Regions from separate parts of the Homo sapiens genome. Here region 1 is linked to region 2. A link is an interaction called in ENCODE POLR2A ChIA-PET data of the cell type or tissue named here. Cell type or tissue: OCI-LY7. All regions are shown on one strand. Region 1 has its middle 18 kb from the start of SEC62. Region 2 overlaps PHC3 (polyhomeotic homolog 3).

Region 1 (4,000 bases), 180 kb before region 2:
GGGGTCCCTGCAGTAGAGACAGTCAAAAACTTCTCTGCCATGGTGCCCACCTTATAGCTGGAGGGACCTCACTTTGGATGTGTGACAAACAGGATGTATTTGGCAAGGGCTGGATATGGTTGAAAACAACTTCCAACGTGCTGCCTGGGGATGCTCACCCGCACAGCTGGCGGTGGCGGAGGTGGCAGTGGCTGCAGACTGCCTCCTCTTTTAATATATGCATTGTATTCATTCTCTTTTGAAGTATTCCACAGATTCTCAGAATCAGTTCTTCATTACGAGCTGTTCAACAATTCATTCACTCAGTAGATATTTACCAAGAATCTATGTGCCAGGCCTGGTGCTACAGGCTAAGGATAAAAAGGGAACACCACAGGCGCTACCTTGGCAGAGCTTATGATCCAGTAGATTTGTTGATTAGAGCGTTTATTATAAGCAGGTATATTCGTGTGTGTGTGTGTGTGTGTGTGTGTGTGTGTGTGTGTATTTAGCTAACTCAAGTTGGAGGAGAAAGGGGTAAATACTAGATGACACTCAAGTCTTTTATCAGCCCATTCCCTGTAAGTCCCCTCTCAACATTCTAAGTTCTTTGTCATCTGAAAAGTATTCAGCAATCTCAGATGTCCTTCTTTTTGTGCTCCTTTTTGGGGAATAGCTAGGTTTCCACACATTTTTTTCCCCACAGGTGTACTCCTACATAGAGAAATAGCCTATTTCACTGCAGAAAGGGTGAGAAAGTTCCAAAAAAGGTAATAAACCAGCTGTTAACAGAACCTAAAAACCCCACTTCTTAACTGTACATCTTTCTGTCTGCCTCCTAAGAGTATGCCTTTGCCTTTGGAAACACAAAAAGAAAGAGAGTACGTCTCCCTTCTGGGGATCAGCAACCACTGCGGATGCTCCTGCACTGGAGGCCTCCGTGCTCATAACCATTATGGGTCCTGCCATTGAACTGTTCTTACAGAAAGTGCTCTTCACTGGGTACCTTGAACCAATGTCAAAACCAAGCCTGTGCCACTAATGTGTGACACTGGGGGCTGTGGGCTACAAGGGGCCCATGTATCTGTGTCAGGAGAGAGAGGCCCCATGCAAAGCAAAATGTATAATGAAGTCTGTTTAACGCAAAAGCTACCTAGGAAAATTCTCTCTGGAGCAAACGCCCAGAATTCCATCTGCAGCCTGACTAAAAGTACCTAGGAGAGAGAGTTGTGAAAGAGGAAGGAGAACAAAGAAGAAGGAGAATCAAGGGAGCTGTGACCCTAACTTATGGTCCAGCTTCTATCACCTGTGACAACAAAGCTAGGAAAACTATGCTACCTACTACCCTAAGACATCCATCTTTTAAACTGAGTCCAACCACCAACATGAAAAACAATACTGACTCACCCCTCCACCCATATCGTCCATTCTGGACCAGACCTTCTACCTTGGCTCACAGGAAAAGAGGAAAGTGTTGATGTGTGCCAAGTGGAGGAGAAGGGACTGTGCTTTGGACTCCCTCTTTCTAGTCACACCACCAGGGAAGATGCGTGCCCTCAGGAGACCACCTGGCAGATAGTCACCCATTTGGCTCCTGGTCCCTCCCCCTTTCCAGCCACTTTCTCCTGCTGAACCCATCTTGCAGTTCATCTCAATTAGGGCTCTGAGTTCTGTCTTTCCCAGACAAGCAAACTCACCCTAAAGAGTTTCGTCCAACGGGACCATCATTCAATTCTTGCAAGTCTCACTAGTCTCACTCTGTGGAGGGCTATTTCTCCCTGTCGTAATGACCAGCTTGACAGTGGATGTATCTTCATCCCATGTCCTGCTTCTTGACTCCGAATCCCTTAGGCCATCATATTCTAAATTCAGAGTACCTCACCTCCTAAGCATTTCCTGTAACAGTAAGATATCCATACTTTAAGTTATTCAATTTTCCTATAGTAATCATCTCAACCAGTCTCCTACTCACTGCCCCAAGGTCTCTAAGAATTTATGCAAATGACACTGGGGGACAAGGTCATAATCTCCCCTTTCCTCAAGGGCACAGGCCTCTTCAGACACACACTAGGATATGCTGTCTATGAGCTATATTTATAATATGGCATTGACATAGCCTTTCTCTTGCATCTGCACTCCATCCTGCTGCTTCTCTGGACTTATCTCAATCCTCAAATTCTCTGTTTTAAGCCTAAGTCTTTACTCCACACTGTTGCAAAGCTATTTCGTTAATTTAACTGGACACATCACACAATATCTACCATTAGCCTTGTGTTATAAATCAGAAGCCTGTTTATCTTCTAAGGTAGACTCTGTCATTAGCTGCTTTGGATCATAGACTAAAAATAACATTCAACTGCTCTCTGAACCCTGCAAAGTGTAAAAACTAGAAATGTCTTTTTTTATATGGGCCAGGCTGATAACTTGCTAAAATGTCAACCTGTTCTTTGACATTTGTGTGAGTAATCCAACAGGTTCTGTGCAGGAAGCACAGTATTTGCTAGAGTTATTTCAAGTACAGTACAGCACTTTGCTTTGATAATAGAACTCAGCTGCAGTCTTCTTTCACCTGTAAAACAGAGATTACAAGTGTTTACAGAAAGCGCTATTTGACAAATAATAAATGAGAACAGTTTCCTGATATTTTCAGGACTTCAATCACCATCCTGTAGTACAGCAACATTTTCTTTTCAGACACATATTTAGGTCCCCAAACACTGAATAAATAGAAATAGCTTCCTTCCAAACAGCAGAAGGAAAGTGTGTGTGTGTTTTTTTGTTTTGTGTGTGTGTGGTTTTTTGTTTTTTTTTACACAGAGTCTCACTCTGTCACCCAGGCTGGAGTGCAGTGGCGCTCACTGCAAGCTCCACCTCCCAGGCTCAAGAAATCCTCCCACCTCCCACCTCAGCCTCAAAAGTAGCTGGGACCACAGGTATGCACCACCATGGCCCAGCTAATTTTTTCATTTTTTTGTGGAGAAGGGGTTTCCCCATGTTACCCAGGCTGGTCTCAAAACCCTGGGCTCAAGTAATCCTCTCGCCTTGGCCTCCCAAAGTTCTGGGATTATAGGCATGAGCCCACTGCACCCAGTCAAGAACTTTTATTCATGGTAGTTTTTTCTTATGAATTAGGTGGTGATCGAGTGGTTAATTGTTAATGAGATTGGAGTTACTGTCATAGCCTAACAATGGACTTAGAATCCTTTAATATTGAGCTTTTCCTAAATGATCAGCTTAGCTGTTTGTGTTAACACCAGTGGTTTGTCACCAAAACCACTCATTTAATTGAGAAAGCAAATAAATAAATATTCACAGCACAGGGATCTGAATGCATCAGCCAACATCTGATTGTATAAGTCATACAGACATGAGAGGGTTTATCAGCAAATCCAAAAGACAATTCTAAATAGGACTAAAAGGCAACATTTTTAGTCCTGGGAGTGTAAGTCATGGGGAAAATGTCTTAATTCCAGGATTTATGACTGTTCTCATACCAGAGGCATTTAAAAAAATCATTATTTACCAGCCTTTATTTATACCCACCAACTCTTCAGGCAAACAACATCCACATTAGGTATTCTAAGTACTGCTTCCCTTACAGAGAATTTTGCAAAGTGAATGGTCTAATCAGGTTACTTCTTATGATTACTGTCACTGAAATACTGAAATCATAAATTAGGACTTTGTTTTTAAGAATTAGGATAATGGATAAGAATAAGAGCTTTTTTCTGCTTAGCAGTCTAGGGAAAAAACGCAAATAAATTTTTTTCTTTTTTTTTTTTTTTTTTTTGAGAGGGAGTCCCGCTCTGTCCCCCCAGGCTGGAGTGCAGTAGTGCGATCTCGGCTCACTGCAAGCTCTGCCTCCTGGGTTCATGCCATTCTCCTGCCTCAGCCTCCCAAGTAGCTGGGACTACAAGCGCCCGCCAACACGCCTGGCTAATTTTTGTATTTTTAGTAGAGACGGGGTTTCACCGTGTTAGCCAGGATGGTCTCAATCTCCTGACCTCGTGATCTGCCCGTC
Region 2 (4,000 bases):
GAGTCTCACTCTGTCACCCAGGCTGGAGTGCAGTGGTACGATCTCAGCTCACTGCAACCTCTGCCTCACGGGTTCAAGCCATTCTTGTGCCTATGTCTCCCAAGTAGCTGGGATTACAGGCATTCGCCACCATGCCCAGCTAATTTTTGTATTTTTAGTAGAGATGAGTTTCTCTATGTTGGCCAGGCTGGTCTTGAACTCCTGACCTCAGGTGATCCACCTGCCTTGGCCTCCCAAAGTGCTGGGATTAGAGGTGTGAGGCACCACACCCAGCCTTATATTTCTATCCCAAATTTGTTCCTCTATAGCTTCCCCTAACATAAACAATTAAAAATATATAAGGACTATAAAGAAGTTTTTTTTTGTTTGTTTTTATTTTTAAATTGTATTTTTTTTCTTTTCTATTATGCCCTGCCTGGAAACTGCCTTATTTTTTACTGGTTAAAAACCAAATCACTGAACTAGGTAGTGAGAAAGTAATTTAAATTAAAAATTTTTTGAAGGTGCTGTACGCTTCCTATACCCCTGTTTTTGTTACAATATCCATAGTAAACTCCAAAAATCTATTGAAAGAAAATATAGACATGATAACTGAATGATAAACTTTTTAAAAATTTTTCTTTCCTTTTTTTGAGACAAAGTCTCGCTCAGTTGCCCAGGCCGCAATCTCGGCCCACTGCACCCTCCACCTCCCAGGTTCAAGAGATTCTCCTGCCTCAGCATCCCGAGTAGCTGGGATTACAGGCATGGCCACCACTCCCGGGTAATTTTTGTATTTTTCTGTGTAGACAGGGTTTCACCCTGTTTGCCAGGCTGGTCTCGAACTCCTCAGCTCAGGTGATCTGCCCACCTCAGCTTCCCAAAGTGCTGGGATTACAGGCGTGAGCCACTACACCCAGCCAAGTTCTGCTTTTAATAAAAATTTACAGAAGGTATAATTCAATCTCTGTGCCTATTAAGATCAGTAAGAATGACAAGAATACAAAAATCTATACATTTGTATCATGAGAACCAAAATACTTTTCATTAAAGAACATTGAGGATAATCCAAGTATGAAAAGAAAAAACAAGTATTAATAATAAAAAATACTTCGAAACTCCTTTCTGAGCTAATATTTATTAGCTTTTAGGTGATAAAATCTCTTGGATGAGGTGTAATACAAAACCTCCCTTTAGGAAGATTCTTCTCCTCAGTTACAAATTATGAATTTGATCCTTCTGACTAAACAATTAGAGACCTTATTTCAGTTTTATAAATCTTAAAATGTCTTTTAGAGAATGTTTAAAGAAAAGTATTTTTCAAGATAATTTTTCTTTCTAGGCAACAATTGTTTTTAGAGGTTTATTCTTAAAAATCCCACTACAATCTCAATTATTCGAAACTTTTACTCCTCTAAATGGATTTTTTCATCCTCAGTATTAAATTCATCTACCAAGATTTTTTGACATTTTTAAGTGAGAAATATTTTAAGTACATATTTTTCCTTAGTAGAAATAACAAACCATTAAGTTTAATAATTCTATAAGATGGCCTACAGTTAAATTTTTGGCAAAGCTGGACTCTCTCCTAGAATAATTTTTTTTTTACAAAATTTCAACTACAAAGTATAATTTTACCAAAAAACTACATCATATAAGCATATCTCCAACTTGAAACAAAATCCCCTAAAAGCCCAAGACTCTAGGATGCATAAAACTAAAAGGGTTAGGCTAGATAAACCATACGTTTTGAGAACATACAAGCCAACAGAAGGGATCTATGAAGGATAATCACCTTAAGAGAAAAAACTTTGTGCAGATGACACTGGTTCAAATGCATTCCCTTGGGGAAAAAAAATCAACTCTGTAAAGATAGCAGATGGATTTGTTTAAATAGTAATAAAATTAACGAGGGACTTTAATTACCATCACAAATTATAAAGCATGCAACCACACTAAACAAACAATGGCATTTTTTTTTTTTTGCCCATACAGCATGTTTGTCAGAATACTGACACATGGAAATTTCAAGCTTTTTTAGTTCACAGGCATTTAGATCTTGCAATAAAACATAGTGTGGGAAAAAATAGTTTTTACTTTCAGTTCAGCAAGAAAGTCAAAGAGCTTCCAAGGGCTTACCACTGGTGGATCAACAGGTGCTGGTGGTTGCACTTGTAGGTTTACCGCAACAGTCTGTGGAGGAGGAAGAGTCTGAAATGGCAACTGGACCAAAGCTTCTGCAGCTGGAAGTTCCTCTTCTGACACCAAAGCATTCTGCACCAAAACCTGGCCCTGGGACAGAATTTCAGGCTGCACTTGTAAAGACTGCATAGACTGCAAGGGCAGTGGTGGAATCTGAGCTGGAGGAGATGTCGACATCTGTGGAGGACTTGCAATTGGGATTGGAGAGGACTGCAGGGATGAATATTGCTGGTGTGATGGAGAGACAATCTGCTGGCCTGGGGATACCAAGGCAGACTGCTGAACTGGGCCAATGTGTACAACAGGGGAAGCTGGAAGTGGAAGATGGGATGGAAGATTCAACTGTGCTGTAGCTTGCACCTGATTAGCAGTGGACTGCTGCAAATTTGGCCCTGGCTGGAGAGCTGATGACACAAGAGGGTGTGGCTGAATAAGTGCTTGTGGATGAATAATTATAGTAGGAGACTGACTTGGTGAATGAGGTGGTGGAGGAGACACCACTACAGACTGCTGTGCTGACTGTGACTGATTAGGAGACACTGTTAAAGGAGAGGGATGACTCTGAATCGGTGAACAATGCTGTGACTGGGCATTACTGGGAGCTGGAGGAAGGCCATGGTTCTGGAGTGGTATACAGTGCTGGGATGGGGGTGGGTCTTGAGTTGAATTCTGAAGTGTGATTGGCTGAATTTGCTGTTGCTGCTGTTGTAATATCAGCTGATGATGGGAAACTTTGGAAGGTGGTGAATGAAGAGGAATCTGCTGATGTTTTATTAGAGAATGAGGCTGAATTGGAGAATATGAAGCTGTGAGAGAAAAAAATGACAATTAGTACTGATTTCAAAAATACAGAAATTTTTAAATCACTCTAAAGGAAAAAGTGTTCATTATCAGAAGGTCATAATCATCAGAATTCTATTACAAGTTTTCCAAACAAGAGTAATTTGAAAAAAAAAAAATTTTTTTTTTTGAGACAGAGTCTTGCTCTTGTCACCCAGGCTGGGGTGCAGTGGCATGATCTCAGCTCACTGCAACCTCCACCTCCCTGGTTCAAGCGATTCTCCTGTCTCTGCCTCCGGAGTAGCTGGGATTACAGGTGCCCGCTACCACACCCGGCTAACTTCTGTATTTTTAGTAGAGACGGGGTTTCACCACGTTGGCCAGGCTGGTCTTGAAACCTGACCTGAAGTGATCCTCCCAACTCAGCCTCCCAAAGTGCTGGGATTACTAGCGTGAGCCATCACGCCTGGCCTGAATATTTAATGACAATTTATAGTTGGAAAACTAGAAAATATCATAAAATACACTGTACTGTGATAAGTTCTAAAAGAAAACTGCCTAAAACTTAATAATCTGAATCTATACATGGTTTGTTCTTATTATATTTTATAGGTCACCTGAATATCTACATTAACTTTTAGCAAAGTTTATACACTTGAATTTCTTCTTTGCAGGAAAAGAGGAGTATCATCATAGAACAAGTATAACATATATAAAGATAACTTCAAAATCATAAAAATACTATATTAAAATTCATAAAATAAAGATCTCATCCTTTCTAATCCATATCTAAACGTGCTTCCAACTAATAGGGTAATTACTTATAAAGCTTCCCAAATGAGTTTCCATTTTTGAGCTGAGATGAGGGTATATATATCATTTGACCCAGGAAGAGAAAATATTTTGTATAATAATCTAATGTGATTAAGCAAAAGACGTGTGTGAATCCTGTAGCACAGTTAATTAATCACTGTAACTAAGAACTCAAATTTAGGGGCCATTCCAAATCTAGGAAAACACTAGTTTTGCTTGCAGAGAA

What was found. ChIA-PET counts read pairs that join two places held together with the same protein. Peaks named below come from ENCODE experiments on the same cell type or tissue, not always from the same donor. Only the 100,000 strongest peaks of a DNase experiment are listed, where the experiment ranks them.
Region 1: POLR2A ChIA-PET joins it to region 2 with 20 read pairs; 4 of 35 experiments call an interaction of 5 or more read pairs at or near these places.

What each region holds. Positions count from the first base shown.
Region 1 is chr3:169,946,710-169,950,709 of GRCh38, forward strand. It overlaps the pseudogene FHL1P1. Among named protein-coding and RNA genes, the nearest start is that of SEC62, 18 kb to the right of the region's middle. In OCI-LY7, no CTCF peak of the experiment used is centred here; DNase peaks (open chromatin) are centred at 2,061, 2,472 and 2,822; H3K4me3 peaks cover 1,874 bases; H3K27ac peaks cover 3,563 bases.
Region 2 is chr3:170,126,566-170,130,565 of GRCh38, forward strand. PHC3 (polyhomeotic homolog 3) reads right to left here. Exons shown (of 15, transcript NM_024947.4): 8 at 2,119-2,987. Among named protein-coding and RNA genes, the nearest start is that of PHC3, 53 kb to the right of the region's middle. In OCI-LY7, a CTCF peak has its summit at 2,677; DNase peaks (open chromatin) are centred at 2,156, 2,616 and 3,316; H3K4me3 peaks cover 3,422 bases; H3K27ac peaks cover 3,930 bases.